Regions from separate parts of the Homo sapiens genome. Here region 1 is linked to region 2. A link is an interaction called in ENCODE POLR2A ChIA-PET data of the cell type or tissue named here. Cell type or tissue: GM12878. All regions are shown on one strand. Links, peaks and the distances in the headings refer to the core of each region. The heading gives the core; the rest is flanking DNA.

What was found. ChIA-PET counts read pairs that join two places held together with the same protein. Peaks named below come from ENCODE experiments on the same cell type or tissue, not always from the same donor. Only the 100,000 strongest peaks of a DNase experiment are listed, where the experiment ranks them.
Region 1: POLR2A ChIA-PET joins it to region 2 with 6 read pairs; 11 of 35 experiments call an interaction of 5 or more read pairs at or near these places.

What each region holds. Positions count from the first base shown.
Region 1 is chr4:109,442,782-109,451,123 of GRCh38, forward strand. The region is part of intron 1 of SEC24B (SEC24 homolog B, COPII component); the gene reads left to right. It also overlaps the pseudogene RN7SL55P. Among named protein-coding and RNA genes, the nearest start is that of SEC24B-AS1, 13 kb to the left of the region's middle. In GM12878, for the core only: no CTCF peak of the experiment used is centred there; no DNase peak of the experiment used is centred there; H3K27ac peaks cover 610 bases.
Region 2 is chr4:109,705,452-109,713,793 of GRCh38, forward strand. It overlaps PLA2G12A (phospholipase A2 group XIIA), which reads right to left. Exons shown (of 4, transcript NM_030821.5): 4 at 4,538-8,342. It also overlaps a transcript of CASP6 not described here. Among named protein-coding and RNA genes, the nearest start is that of CASP6, 6.2 kb to the left of the region's middle. In GM12878, for the core only: no CTCF peak of the experiment used is centred there; a DNase peak (open chromatin) is centred at 3,760.

The sequences.
Region 1 (8,342 bases), core at 241-8,240, 260 kb before region 2:
ATTGTAGTATGGTGGAAATCATGACTGTTACAATCTTATTCAGGTAACTTGCTTTATTTTTGTGTTTTCCTGTATGTTTATATTACTCATTTATCAATTTTGCACATTTTTACTAGGTTTGGTAACCTTTTTATGTCAAATGTTTTTTTCCCTATAAAATGGCTGTATTGTAATATTAGAATAATCCAATGTTGATGCTTTATTTTCCTTGAAGTTTCTCCAACTTTATATTTATGGTAATATCTCTTAAGTGAGCTCTCAGTACCAGTTAGTCCTGTGGTATTTCCCTGCTCCATTCCCAGTGTCACATGCTCCCCTTTTCCCTCAAATTCTCAGTATCCTGTCTCTCTGCCTCCCTTTCCAATGGTGACCTTACTTATTTTACTAAGAAATTGAAAGCAATCTGACAATCTGAAGATAAAGTATTAATCTTCTGCCACCAAATCTGTCAGTCTTCCTGCATATTATTCTTGTGTTATCTGAGACAAATTCAGATTATTTGGGTACAGAATTCTGTTCCCTCTCTTTTAAGAACTTTGTCCCTCCGATTATCTCATTTACCATCAATTTTGATCTTAAACACCTGAACCTTATTTTATGCAATGCATATGTAATCCTAACAGTTATATATAACTTTTATTTTAGAGACGAGATCTCACTGTGTTGCCTGGGATGGTCTCAAACTCCTAGGCTCAAGTGACCCTCCAACCTCTGCCTCCCAGAGTGCTGGGATTACAGGCATGAACCACCATGCCTGGCCTATAAATTTAATTTACAATTCCTAGCAAATATTTATGTAGCTCCTCTTTACATAACATTTTGTGCTAGATACTCTGGGCATACAAATGTGAATGTTCTCTGCACTCCAGGAGTTCTGTACCCCTCAGTAAAAGAGGAGAGGACTGTCAGCACTGAACATGTGTTTCCTTCATAAGGCCTGTGAGAAGGGTGCCCAGAGTTTTGAAGAGGAAACAATTCTTTTTGGTTAAAGTAATAGGGAATCTTAAGGGAGGAAGTTAGAACTTCAGCTATATCTAAAATGATGGACACATTTTGAATTGTCAGGTAAAAATGCATGAATCAAAGGTAAGGAATTTAAAAAACGTACTCTGAGCAGTGCAGGGGTACAAGGGAGAGAGAGTAATGAAAGAATGGTTTGGGCCCGGTGTGGTGGCTCATGCCTGTAATCCCAGCACTTTGGGAGGCTGAGGTGGGTGGATCACCTGAGGTCAGGAGTTCGAGACCAGCCTGGCCAACGTGGTAAAAACCCATCTCTACTAAAAATACAAAACTAGCTGGGTGTAGTGGCGAGTGCATGTAATCCCAGCTATTTGGGAGGCTGTGGCTGGAGAATTGTTGGAACCCGGGAGGTGGAGGTTGCAGTGAACCGTGATCATGCCATCGCCTGGGCAACAAGAGCTAAACTCCATCTCAAAAAAAAAAAAAAAAAAGAATAGTTTTTACAATTATGTTGGGGCTGCTAATGGAAGTTCCTAGAAATTGTCCTAAGAAGTTTAGACTTCATTTGGATCAAAGAAGAGCCATTAAAGATTGTGTGGTAAGGAATGTTAAAAAGTACTCTGGTGGTGTTAGTAATGAATTAGAGGGAAGTGAAAGTAGAATAAAGGGAAGTCAGGTAGAGAATTTTTCAAACCAAATCGTATTTCATATGCCCTAAAGAGATCCTGTGATTTTTTTTTTTTTTTTTTTTTGGTACAGGGACTAGACTTGCATGAAATATTTGTTTTATAAATTTTAATTTTCATGTTAGGTTTTCTTAAAGCAAGAGAATCAGTTTTCCTTTGGTGAGAATCTGGTGTCTGAAAGGAGGTTATGCTACTGAGACAGATATGTCCTGGGGGTAGATCTTGTGATAATTTAGTCCTGCTAAGGAGGGCATACATGCTTATAGAAAATCATAGGCTGTATCTTGCTGGCACATGATATATCAGTCAGGCTGACCAGCTGAGCAGCTCCATTGAAAATATTATAGACCATTTGTTAAAAATATTTTATTTCTTCATTCAGATTGGTACCAGTGAGTAGATAATGTGTCAGAATCATCTGTTTCCCTCTTTTATTTGACATAGTTCACTTGAAGCTAAGAATATAAAATTCTTTCAGAGATTATATAAAAACTGAATTTTTTTGTTTTGTTTGTTTTTGTTTTGACACAGGGTCTCACTCTGTCACCCAAGCTGGAGCGATCACTGCTCACTGCAACCTCGATCTCCTGGGGTCAGGTGATCCTCCCACCTCAGCCTCTTGAGTAGCTGGGACTACAGGTGTGCGCCACTACACCTATCTAATTTTATGTAATTTTTGTAGAGATGGAGTTTCACTCTGTTGTCCAGGCTGGTCTTGAACTCCTGGACTCAAGCAGTCTGCTGCCTCAGCCTCCCAAAGTGCTGGGATTACAAGCACGTCTGGCCATTTTTTTAGTTTTTTCTTTCTTTCTTTGTTTTTTTTTTTTTTTTTTTGAGACGGAGTCTTGTTCTGTCGCCCAGACTGGAGTGCAGTGGTGCAATCTCGGCTCACTGCAAGCTCCGCCTCCCAGCTTCACACCATTCTCCTGCCTCAGCCTCCCAAGCAGCTGGGACAACAGGCGCCCGCCACCACGCCCAGCTAATTTTTTTTTTTTTTTTTTGGATTTTTAGTAGAGATGGTGTTTCACTGTGTTAGCCAGGATGGTCTCGATCTGACCTCGTGATCCGCCCGTCTCAGCCTCCCAAAGTGCTGGGATTACAGGCGTGAGCCACGGCACCCAGCCTGTTATTTTTATTATTTTATTTTATTTATTTTTTTGAGACAGGGTCTCACTCTGTCACCCAGGCTGGAGTGCAGTGGTGCAATCTTGGCTCACTGCGGCCTCAATCTCCTGGGCTGAAGCAAGCCTAGCACCTCAGCCTCCCAAGTTACTGGGACTACAGGCACAAACCACCACACCTGCGTAATTTTTTATTTCATGTTTGTAGAGATGAAGTCTTACTATGTTGCCTGGGCTGGTCTCAAACTCCTGGACTCAAGCAATCCCCCTGCCTCAGCCTCCCAAAGTGCTGGGATCACAGGTGTGAGCCACCGCACCCAGCCTGTTTTAGTTTTTCAGTGATTATTTGATGCTTATGTAAGGCATTGTATTGGGCAATTTGGGGAGTGCAATAATCAAATTAATTTATTCTAAGATGCTTTTTTTTTTTTTTTTTACATTTTTTACCTCTGAAATTGGGGTGCATTTTAGAATCAGTGGAATTCTAAACTTGCTTTCCATAAAGTGAAATCATAATATAGTTGTGTGAGAATCTGCCATTGATACCTGATGTGGTAGGCTGAATAATGGGTTCCCCAGCTATGTCCATGTCCTAATCCCTGAAACCTTTGCAGCAGTGATTAAGTTAAGGATCTTGAGATGGGGTTTTCCTGGAACTTGGTAGGCCTGATACAATCACAGCAGTTCTTATTAGAGAGACACAGGACAAGTCAGAGCCAGCAGCGAAGGAAATGTGAAGACAGAAGCAGAAGTTAGAGTGATGTGCTTTGGAGATGGAAGGGGCCACAAGCCAAGGAATACCAGTGGCCACTAGAAGCTGGAAAAGGCAAGGAAACGGATTGTCTCTTCAGAGTGTCCAAAGGGAACCAGCCCTGTCCCTTGACACTTTGTAGCCCAGTGAAACTGATTTTGGACCTCTGACCTCCAGAACTCTAAGAGAATAAATTTGTGTTGTTGTAAACACTGACTTTGTTGTACTTTGTTATAGTAGCAGCAGGAACCTAATACACCTGTGAAGATAAATAGTGGCAGTATCAAAACACACCTTAGATATAATGAAATACGATAGATTTTCATTTCTTTTTGTTAAAAACACTTTTCTTATACGTGAACAGGGTAAAAAGTGTAACACGCCAAAGCAGAAAAAAGACCTGTTTTTGTATTATGGTATAAATTATTTTACATAGTGAAAGCTTTTAAAGTTTCATGTTCTTTGTGTTTAAGTAGCATGTAGTATTCCTTATTGATACATTGTGATAAGTGCCTGATACAGAAATACTTGATGATTATTTACTAGGCTTCATTTTATAAAAATACAGTAATAGTTTCCATCAGCCAGCCATTACACTAAGCTTTGGGGGATAGGATAGAGCTAAGAGCAAACTAGACTGAATTTTTTCACTTGCAGAATTTACAATTAGACAATTACAGTTCCATGTGAAAAGTTCTGTCATAAGGGTCCAAAATACTGTGGAAGCAATATTATATAATGGCATGCATTCACTTGTAGGATTAGAGAATGTTTTCCTAGAGAAGAGCTGAGCTGAGATCTGAAGAATAAGTTAAGAATTGGTCAGGTGAAGCAGAAGAGGGTATTTTGGAAGGTTCCATATACAGGGAAAAGCCTATCTGAAGATTGAGAGGTGAAGAAGCATGGCTTGAAAAAAATTTAGCATGATAAGGATGTGTGTAGAACAGTGATTCTCAGCCTTTTCATACTCATGGCTACTTTAGTGCTAAAATTTTTGGTGGCATTCTTAAAGGAATTACACTTTGAACACTTGTATTAAAAAAAAAGTTTCAAAAAAGGTATCACATACTCACTTGATCCCCTTCAGAAGCCTCTAAAAGACAGCTTAAAGTAAAACTGTCTTCTGCCCTGATGAACCTCTTTTAGGGCCTCTTGAGGTGAAACTCAAGCATACAATCTTAGTTGATGTTGTACTGTGGCTTCTTTGCTTTTTTGTGGCAAACAGTATTTTTTTCCCACCAGCTCAGCATTCTATTTGACTTCACCATATCAGTAAGCATCTTAAGTGTAGCAAAATTAAATTTTATTTATTGATCAAATGTTGGCAGAGGCATGTGGAAGACTACTAGTATACTAGTATATTAAGGCATACCTCTTGAAAATTATTGTATGAAGAGGTGGTGAGTGATAAAGCAGGAGTGGTAAGCAGAGGTCAGATGATGGAGAGTCTTTGCATTGTTTTCTATTTACTGCTGTAACAAATGACCACAAATTGGTGGCTTCAAACAACATGAATTTATCACCTATAGGTTAGAAGTCCACCTGAGCTAAAACCAAGGCATCTACAGGGCTGCATTCCCTTCTAGAGAATCTAAGGGAGAATTAATTTCTTGCCTTTGTCAGCTAGCTTCTGGATGCTGCCCACATTCCTTGGTCCATGGCCCACTTTCTCCATGTTCAAAGCCAGCAACATTGCATCTGTCTGAGAATTCTTCTGTAGTCACATCTCCCTCTGACTCTCTTCTACCTCTGCTTTTCTGCTCTTAAGGATGTTTGTGATTATATTGGTCTCACCTGGGTAATCAAGAATCTATTTTAAGGTCAGTTGATTAACATTCTTAATACCATGTGCAACCTTAATTCCCCTTTGCCAGGTAATCTAACATATTCACAAGTTTCAGAGATTAGGATATGGACATATGTTTTATTGGTCATGTTAAATAATTTGAATTTTTTTTTTTATGGCAAGGTAAACCATTAGAAGGCATCAAACCAGGGAGTAACAATATCAGATCTGCTTTTTAGGAAAATCACTCTGGCTACGTTTGGTGTGTCATACAATTTAATAGGTCATTTCCAGTACCTTTTTCTACTGATGTATTAAAAACTTTATTTTGCAATAATTTTAGACTTACAGAAGTGTTGCAAAGATATACAGAAAGTGCAGTACCCTTCAGTCAGCTTCCTCTAACAATAACTTATGAAACTTTTTTTTTTTTGAGCCTCCCAGGTTCAAGCGATTCTCCTGCCTCAGCCTCCCAAGTAGCTGAGACTACAGGCACTTGCCACCACGCCTGGCTAATTTTTGCGTTTTTGTATTTTCAGTAGAGATGGGGTTTCGCCATGTTGGTCAGGCTGTTCTCGAACTCCTGACCTGCCCACCTCAGCCTCCCAAAGTGCTGGGATTACAGGCATGAGGCACTGTGCCCAGCCTGTCTTCCGAAACTTTGGTACATTTATCAAAACCAGGAAATTAACATTGGTGAAATAAAATTAACTGCAAATTTTACTGATGTTTCACCAGTTTTTACATGAATGTCTTTTTTTCTGTTTCAGGATTTAATTCAGGATATCATGTTGCATTTAGTTGTCATGTCTCATTAGCCTGTAGTCTGACAGTTTCTTAGTCTTGTCTTTTTTTTTTTTTTCCAATGACTTCCTCGTTTTTGAAGAGTACTGATTGGGTATTTTGTAGACAGTTCCTCACTTTGAGTTTGCTGATGCTTTCTCATGATTAGATTGTGTGTATGAATTTTTCGTAAGAATACCACACAGGTGAAGTATGCTTCTTATTGAGTCATTTCAGGGTTTACGTGATACCAGCTTGTTTTATTACTGATCATGTTAACCTTGGGCACTTGGTTAAGAGGGTTGTCTTAGCTAGGTTGCTATATTGAAACATCATTGACTGAGGCTTAAACAATAGACATTTCTTTTCTTCTTTGAGGCAGTGTCTCACTGTCACCTGGGTTGGAGTATAGTGGCTCAATCATGGTTCACTGAAGCCTTGACCTCCCAGGCTCAAGCAATCCTCCCACCTCAGCCTCCCAAGTAGCTGGGACTACAGGCACGTGCCACCATGCCTGGCTAATTTTTCTTTTTTTTTTTTTTTTGTAGAGACGGGATTTCACCATGTTGCCCAAGCTAGTCTTGAACTCCTGGACCCAAGCAATCTGCCCGCCTCGGCCTCCCAAATTGCTGGGAGTACAGGTGTGTGCCACTACGCCCAGACATTTATTTTCACAACAGTTCTGGAGGCTGGAAGTTTGAGAGAGTGTCAGCATGGTCATATTCTAATGAGGGCCCTCTATCCACCTTGTCACTGTGTGCTCACATGGCCTTTTCTTGGTATGTGCACGTAGAGAGATCTCTCTCTTCTTTTTATAAGGGCACTCCTTCTCTCATGGTGGTCCTGCCTTCATGACCTAATGTAAACCTGATTACCTCCCAAAGGCCCCACCTCCTAACACCATCACATTGGGCCTCAGCATAGTTTTGGAGGGACATAAACATTGAGTCCATAATAGAGGGATGTCTACGAGGTTCTTCCTCTGTGAGGTTATTTTTTCCTTTTCATGGTCTGTTTATTAGGAGTGATTCACTTAACTCCAGCCTACTTTGAAAAGAAAGAGAAGCTGGATGCAGTGGCTCACACCTGTAATCTCAGCACTTTGGGAGGCCGAAGCAGGAAGATTACTTGAGGCCAGGAGTTCGAGACCAGCCTGGCTAACATAGACCTTGTTTCTACAAACAAAGTAAAATTATTACCAGGGTGTGGTTGCACTCACCTGTAGTCCCAGCTACTCTGGAGGCTGAGATGGGAGGTTCACTTGAGCCCAGGGCTTCAAGGTTACAGTGAACTATGATCATACCTTTGTAGTCCAGACTGGGTGACAGAGCAAGACCCTGTCTCTTAAAAATGTAGGGAAAAAAGGGAATTAAACTCTACCTGCTGCAGTGAGGTATACCAAATGATTTGTGGGCTTATGTTCAAATCACCACAGTAATTAAGAAATATTCTTTGGGAGATACTTTGAAGTTATTCTACCATTCTCTTTCTTCTCAAAATTTCACTCACAGCCAGGCGCGGTGGCTCACACCTATAATCCCAATACTTTGGGAGGCAGAGGCGGGTGGATGATGAGTTCAGGAGTTCAAGACCAGCCTGGCCAGGATGGTGAAACCCCATCTCTACTAAAAATACAAAAATTAGCTGGACGCAGTGGCAGGCACCTGTAATCCCAGCTACTTGGGAGGCTGAGGCAGGAGAATTGCTTGAACCCAGGGGGTGGAGGTTGCAGTGAGCCAAGATCACGCCACTGCACTCCAACCTGGGTGACAGAGTGAGACTCATCTCAAAAAAAAAAAAAAAAAAATTTACTCACTAATTTTAGCATGTCACTCATGAGTTTTGCTTACTCTCACCTGCATCAATTACTACTGTGCAATTCTTTTTTTTTTTTTTTTTTTTAAAGAGCCAGAGTCTTCCTCTTGCTCAGGCTGGAGTACACTGGCTATTCACAGTTGTAGTCCCACTACTGATTAGCATGGGAATTTTGATTTCCTTAATTTCCTATTTCTGCCAGTTCACCTCTCCTTAGGTAACCTGGTGGTCCCCTGCTCCTGGAAGGTCACCATATTGATGTCAAACTTAGTGTAGACACCCAATCAGCATAACACATTACAGCCCAGAACTCATGGGCTTAAGGGATCCTCTCACTTCAGCCTTCCCAGTAGCTGGGATTACAAATATTTGCCACAGCACCAGCTACTGTGGATTTCTAATGGTAATTTCCTCTTTCCCTGTTTCTTATAAGGGAGATT
Region 2 (8,342 bases), core at 267-8,266:
GATCAAGGAGAAATTTTGACTTTCAAGTCTTATTTACAAAATACATTTCATAAGGCTATAGCTGTCATCATGATTCCTCTGATAGTTCTGAGCAAAGTAAATTGAAAATCTTCTGGAAAGGATTCATCATTCGAGATGCCATTAAGAACATTTGTGATTCATGGGAGGTCAAAATATCCACTTACGGTATGTAACTAGAGACTAGAGGGGGAAAAAAAGAAAAACGAAAAATTAAAAGTACATGTATCAGCCACAGTGGCTCATGCCTGTAAACCCAGCACTTTGGGAGGCCAAGGTGGATTGCTTGAGGCCAGGAGTTTTGAGACCAGCCTAGGCAACAATGCAAGACCCTGTCTCTACAATTTTTTTTTTTTTTTAATTAGCCAAGAGTGGTGGCACATGCCTGTATTCCCAGCAACTCAGGACACTAAGATGGCAGGATTATTTGAGCCCAAGTTTGAGGCTGCAGTCAGCTGACTGTGCCACTGCACTCCAGTCTGGGTGACAGAGTAAGACACTCTTTAAAAAAAAAAAAAAAAAAAAAAAAAAAATATATATATATATATATATATATATATATAATATATATAAAATACATATATAAATATTTAAAAATTATATATATTTCAATTGGCACACTGGGTGGTATTTTACAGGCAGGACAACATACCTATCCATTTTATATATATATATATATATATATATATATATATATATATACACACACACATATACACACACACATACATTATACATAGGTATATGCATATATCTCCACATTAACAGGAGTTTGAAAGAAGTTAATTCCAATCCTCATCACTGATGTTGAGGGGTTCAAGACTTCAGTGAGGGAAGTCACTGTAGATGTGGCAGAAGTAGCAAGACAAATAGAATTGGAAGTGGGGCCTGAAAATGTGGCTGCATTGTTGCCATCTCATGATAAAACTTTGATAGATGAGGAGATGCTTTTTACGGATGAGCAAAGAAAGTGGTTTATTGAGATAGAATCTACTCCTGGTGAATATGCTGTGAATTGTGTTTAAATGACAACAAAGGATTCAGGGTATTAGTTGACAAAGCAGTGGCAGGGTTTGGGGGGATTGACCCCAATTTTGAAAGAAGGTCTGTGGATAAAATGCTACCAAACAGCATCACATGCTACAGGGAAATCTTTAGTGAATGGAACAATCAATGGATGGCCAGGTGCAGTGGCTCATGCCTGTAATCCCAGGACTTTGGGAGGCCAGGAGTTCGAGCCCAGACTGGCCAACATGGCAAAACCCTGTCTCTACTAAAAATAACAAAAATTAGCCGGGCACGGTGGCAGGCACCTGTAATCCCAGCTACTCAGGAGGCTGAGGCACAAGAATCACTTGAACCAGGAGGCAGAGGTTGCAGTGAGCCAAGATCATGCCACTGCACTCCAGCCTGAGTGACAGAACGAGACTCCATCTCAAAACAAACAAAAAAATGAAGCAAACTTCCTTATTGCCTTATTTTAAGAGATTGCCAGTCATCCCAGCCTTCAGCAACTACCACCCTAATCAGTCAGCAGCCCTCAACAATACCCCACACCAACATTTATAACTCGCTGAAGGCTCAGATGATCCCTAGCATCTTTTAGCAATATTTTAAAATTAAGGTATATACATTATTTTTTTAGACATGTTATTGCACACTTAACAGACTACACTTTAGTATGAAAAACTTTCATATGCACTGGGAAACCAGAAAATTTGTGTGACTCTTTTATTGGTGGTCTGGAACCAAACTCGAAATCCCTCTGAGGTATCCCATAGGGGGTGGCATATATGTTCCTGTTTCATGTGTAGTCCTTTCCCCAGTGCAAGTTACTTTGTAGGACTTGCAGTAACTTATTTTAAATGTTCTTTGTATATGAAACTTGGGCCAAAGTAAACTGGAGGTAACTCCTGGATTTTTTTTTTTTTTTTTTGAGACAGTTTAGCTGTTGTTGCCCAGGCTGGAGTGCAATGGCATGATCTCAGCTCACCGCAACCTCTGCCGCCCGGGTTCAAGCGATTCTCCTGCCTTGGCCTCCCAAGTAGCTAGGATTACAGGCGTGCACTACCATGCCTGGCTAATTTTGTATTTTTAGTAGAGATGGGGTTTCTCCATGTTGGTCAGGCTGGTATCAAACTCCCGACCTGGTATCTGCCCACCTTGGCCTCCCAGAATGTTGGGATTACGGGCATGAGCCACGACACCTGGCTTCTCCTGGATTTTTCAAATCTGGCTTTCATAGGTAGAGCTAATTCAGGGACAGAACCATGCAGAAATTCACAGAATGATGAGGGTCTCTAGATAATGGTGTTTCCTGGGGAGAGCATGTTGTCCTACCCCAAAAATAGCAGCCAAACAGTGTGCCAACAAGGTGCCATGGGGTGCTCAATGTTGGATTTAATTTAGCTCCTCCTTGGGTGGTTGGCTATTGTAAAAAATTTACTTTGACAATGCTTTCAGATTTGATGAAACGGTGGCTTTATCTTTTGTAATTCCTCTGGACCTTGTAATTTTAAAAGTAAGCAACCTTAGAGTGGGAAAAAAATTAAAATGTGTTAAGGCACCACTTCTAATATATTAAAATAAGTATAATGAATACTTAAGAAATAAGTATAAGGAACTCATCTCATACTATTATTTGGGAGAGAAAAAATCTAATTTGGTAACTTCTACATGTGCCTGTGGTTCAAGTCTTGATGTCATTAGAGTACGAAATCAAAGAAGGGTTTTTACTCAAACCATTTACTGTTCATTGTATGCATAAAATATTTCAGAAATCACTGTCTTAGTAACTTATCCTGCAACAAAGACATGGAATTTCCATATTTCCCTTGTATGGTGGTTGTGATGATTGGGTTAAGTGACTGTGAAGGACTCAGAATACTGCCTGCCATGTGAAGAGCTCAATGAATATTGGTTATTACCATCTTGTTGTACTCGTTGGAAACAGCAGTGGCATTTTTTGGTTTCCTCATTACCTACCCCAGTTGCCTTGCATGTGGCTCAATATTTAGCCATTGACTACAATTCAGGGTTTTCACATTTACACTCTGGCTTTTATCCAGTCTGAATGAGTTATCTGACCACCAGAACTTCCAGTCCTTTGGCCTCACTTTCAGGGTCTCTGAGTCCTGAAAACATTCCCTCGACAAGAGTGGAACTCCAGTTGGCTGACGTTCTACTTATCTGAAAAGAGCAGATGGAAGGAATTTGTCATTTTTTCTCCATAAGTATCTTATTATCTCAACATTACTACTATAGTCTATGTGGTTAAGTATTTTAAAACAATATTTTGTCTACCTTTTTTTCCCCTTATTCACCACTGATCAGGATTTTGTCTAAAAACATAAATACAGAACATTTTCTTGGGTACTTATTTCAGAATTACAAATGTATAATTTTAGCCTCTTAAAGCAACAGCTAGCCACAATAAAATGGCTGAGTGCCTGGGACTGGGAAACAGGCTGCCCAGGTTCTACTCACGGCTTCCCCATTTTATTTGCTGTTAGATATGTGACAGGTAATGCAACTTAACCTCTCATAGCTTCAAACTCTTTGTTGTAAAATGAGGTCCAAATCTATTCCAGAGTTTTTGAGACAGTAAATTGCAAACTCCTATGAAAGTACTGAACCCACAGCAAGCTTTCAGTACATTAGTTATTTTCAGCACTGAAGATTACCTAAACTACTTCCCAAGCTGTGGTCTATGAACCAGCAGTATCATCATCTGAGAACTTGTTAGAAATGCAAATTCTCCTGTCTACCCCAGACCTACTGAATCAGAAACTCTGGGGGTGGGGTCCAGCAGTGTGTTTTAACAAGCCTGCCAGTGAGTCTCACGCATGCTCATGTTTGAGAACCACCAACATAGACTGGAATCCTACCAAGCACTCTCTTCCCTCTCAAAGAAAAATATTCCCACAGCAAATCCATTAAAATTCAGATACACTAAGTTAACTGACAGGATGACTTGATTCTTCCTATATCTGAATAGTTTTCCATAAAAGTGACTTATTGAAACTGGTTTGCCCTCATATCTCAATCGTGTCTTCATTACAGCTTCTCTGTGCTCAATGTCTCCTTTATGAAATAAACAGCCATCTCTGTCCCTGGAAGAAATGTGCCAAAAGATTTTAAGGAGATAGGCATTATTCAAAGGCAATATATTATTTTAAAATATAAATAAAAGTGGAACTTATTAAAACTGAAGGTCTTGGCTTGTCACCTATCATAGGAATGAAATATAGGGAATAAAGTTAAGTTCAGAGATAATTCTACAACTTAAAAATTTTGGTCACTGATTTTGGTGTTTAATATTTTTTCTTACAGAATTCATAGAAATATTAATTTCTATGATGATTCTGATTGCTATACTTAAAACTTGAAAGCCAACAGAGAAATGTTTGTCAAGTTGTCAACAAGGAGATTTTTGAAGGATGTTATGGAAACTGAATAAGTAAGCCTGAGGCAAAAAGTCTAACATCATTGTGACATATATAAAAGATGACACTAGTGATCCCTTTACAGTTTTATTAATAATTATTATTTTTCGTATACCGGTTGCACTGATTCATTTTTGCTCTTTTATTTTTTAGGCAGATGGCTGGTTTTTGTAGGATTAAGCAGTGAGGAAAAACAGCAAACTAAAAATGCTACTTCAAATATAGCAACAGTCACTACATAAGGCTTAAATCAATATATTGCAAGTAATTTCTATGAATTTTGAACAATACAATGTAGTGTATGTGGAAAGATCTTGCCTAATAAGTTTCATTCTACTCCTCAAAGTTACTGAAGTCAGTCAACTATTAATAACAGAATTGTTTTTATAGAAAGATTCCATCTTCTTTACTGTTAGATGTTATACGTGTCTTGTACTAGGATAAAATAATGAGCATTGTGCATCGCACCTTCTGATAATCTCATACTTCTATAAATACTAAGATAAATAATCACTCTTTTAAATTTAGAGAGAGTTGGTTTTAGGCTAACAATTTTTTTTCTTCTTTCCAAGACAGAGTCTTATTCTGACGCCTATGCTGGAGTGCAGCAGTGCAATCTCAGCTCACTGCAACCTCTGCTTCCCAGGTTCAACCAATTCTTGTGCCTTCACCTCCCGAGTGGCTGGGATTACAGGCATGTGCCACCACACCCAACTAATTTTTGTATTTTTAGTAGAGACAGGGTTTTGCCATGTTGGCCAAGCTGGTCTCGAACTTCTGACTTTGAGTGATCTGTCCGCCTTGGCCTCCCACAGTGCTGAGATTACAGGCTTGAACCACCATGCCCAGCCTCTAACAACTAATTTTAATAAGTATTACTGGACTAGTCTACAGGTTCACTGAAAGAAAGGCTACCTGTGAGGATGCGTTTAATTAGCTTTTGCCCTTATATCTCAATTCTGTCTTCATTACAGCTCTGTGCTCAGTTTCTCCATCTATGAAATAAATACAGCCATATCTGTCCCTGGAAGAACTATGTCAAAAGATTTTAAAGAGACAGGCATCATTTGAAGGCAGTATTATTTTAAAGTATCAATATTACATTTCTTGCAAAGAGCTGCTGACAGTTAGTTCTTGCCTTTTTTTTTTTTTTTTTTTTTTTGCTCTTTTAATGAGTTTATTCTGTCAATAGGGAAAATATCAACTTTAAAATCTAAACATATGCCACAAAATTTTGGGACAAATTTTGAGTTGAAGACGGCAGTACAAACTCATGTTTAGCTTTGTACACACATAAATAATTATAGATGTGTACATATGCATGGATTAATATACATACATATTTCTCAACTCTGCTACAAACAGTGACATCCCAGTAGCAACAAGCACATCTAATGCCCAGATCTTGGTTTCTAAGTATGATTCTCCAACAAAAGGAACCAGGGCTCTTTGGAGCAGGGGTTGATTCTAGGGATTCTAGGGTTGGGGCAGGGAATATCCAAGATGAACCTGGAGCATCTTGTAGTGCCAGAAAGTAAGAAGTGCTCAAAAATCAAAAGGATGGGCACATCAAAGGGACATAGTAGCCAACCTGGCAGAACTCCTAATAGCCAAGCTGGACAACTTAAGCAACAAAATAAATACTGTGTTACCCAAAATACAAAATATACATGAGTCCATACTGATGTAAACAAATTAGGGTGGGAGGGAGAAACAAATTTTCCATATAGAAAAATTCCAAATACTACATATGGATATTCCCACTTCCAGGGGGTTGAATGTAATCTTTCCCACCCACCACCTCCCATGACTGGACTTAGTGACTGTTTTCCAAAGAACAGAAGTATGGAAAGGGAAAATAACAGTAATTTTCAGCAGCAAAAAACCAACACACACTACCTTAACCAAGTGTCCAAAGTTAATACACCATCAAGCTGATAGCATGTAACTCCTGACATGATGCAGTGAGAAGGACCTTCACCTCTGGTATTCTTCCTAAAAATCTATAACCCCACTCTAACCATGAGGAAAACATCAGACAAACCCAAATTGAGGAATATTCTACAAAACACCTGACCAGTACTCCTCAAAACTGTCAAGGTTATGAAAAAGAAAGACTGTGGAACTATCACAGACCAGAGGCTAATTAGGCATGACGACTAATTCAGTGTGGTATCCTAGATTGGATCCTGGAAAAGAAAAATGACATTAATTAAAAAACTAGTACAATCTGAAAAATAAAGTCAAAGTTCCGTTAATAGTAATTGCCATTGCTGGTTACTTAGCTTCTGACAAATGCTTCATGGTTAAATAAAAGGTTAACACTGGGGGAACTGGGTGAGTGGTCACAGAAGCTCTCCATGTATCTTTGCAACTTTTCTGTAAATCTAAAATTATCCCAAGTTTTTTTTTTTAATCTGAACATAAAAAACTGTTTCTACTGATTTTTGTATAATTTGTGATCACGAATTATATTTTATAACGATATTGAGTTTGTCCTTTTGAGAAAGCCAATGCTGCTAACAAAATCCATGAATTCATTGTAAGTGTAAAGTTACCTGGACAAATATTTCAATAGTAAATATTGATAAACCATTTTTTTTTTAGAGTCTTGCTCTGTTGCCCAGGCTGCAGTGCAGTGGCACAATCTCAGCTCACTGCAACCTCCACCTCCTGGGTTCAAGTGATTCTCGTACCTCAGCTTCCTGAGTAGCTGAGACTATAAGCATGCGCCACCACGCCCGGCAAATTTTTGTATTTTTAGTAGAGACGCTGTTTCACCATGTTGGCCAGCTGGTCTCAAACTCCTGACCTCAAGTGATCCAACCGCCTCAGCCTCCCAAAGTGCTGGGATTATAGGTGTGAGCCACTGTGCCCAGCCGATAAGCATTAATTATTAATAATGGCTTACAAAACTGTACCTTTTATAAAGGTTTGAAATAAAGAATCAATTGAGGGTCCCAAACATTTAAGTGGAAACCCAGTTTGCTCACTTAGCCACAAGGCATACATGTGCCTTGTCTCACTGGAACAGCTGCCACCAATTCAAGTTGGAAGATACTAGGTTCCCGGCAATGACATATCTCCAAAGTTAGGAACATGGCCCTTTCTCCAGAACATACTTTTCCTTCTGCCCTGTTCTACCTGTAATGACTTACAAATAACCGCCTCTCCCTATGCTGTCCTTCTCTGACTTTGAAAGTCAGTTCATCTTAATAACTTTGGCCATGGGTCACCCAAAGGATATATATGGCTTGAGGTCCCAGGCTAGGGAAAGGTTAACAACCAGTAGTCAGCAAAGACCGGTCTAGGAACATAACTGAGCATTCCAAGAGATTGAAAAGTTTTCAACATTCATAGACATCTTCAGAAGCTGTTGAAGTTTTCTTGGATTTGCTCTAAACATATGGTAATAATTTTCAATGTAAATAAGAGATCTATAAAAGGCATTTATATCTTGCCTTTTCCATCCTTTTGGCTCTAATTAAAGGCTTTTTGAAAAGCAGTATCAAGCACAAATTTTAGTAAGACCACAGTTAGTAAAAGGTTACAGTCTTTAAAAAATCTACAATAAGGAACAAGTGCTGGGAAATAAATAACAAAGCATAACAGCAAATAGTGCCTTGATATATTAGGTTAAATATCTTTTCATTTATCTCATTAAATCCATCTTTTCTCTAACTTGGCAAAGGTTATAGCAAAAGATGACATTTGTCATGTGAGTAGCTCATAAAATGGGAGTGGCTATGCTTCTGAATCGCATTCACATCACCTTCTAGGCATATTACATAACACTTAGCTATCCTGGGGTTGCTCCCTACGAGGTTATCAGCTGATGGTTCCAATTTTACAACTGGAAAAATGGAAACCTTGTCCTTG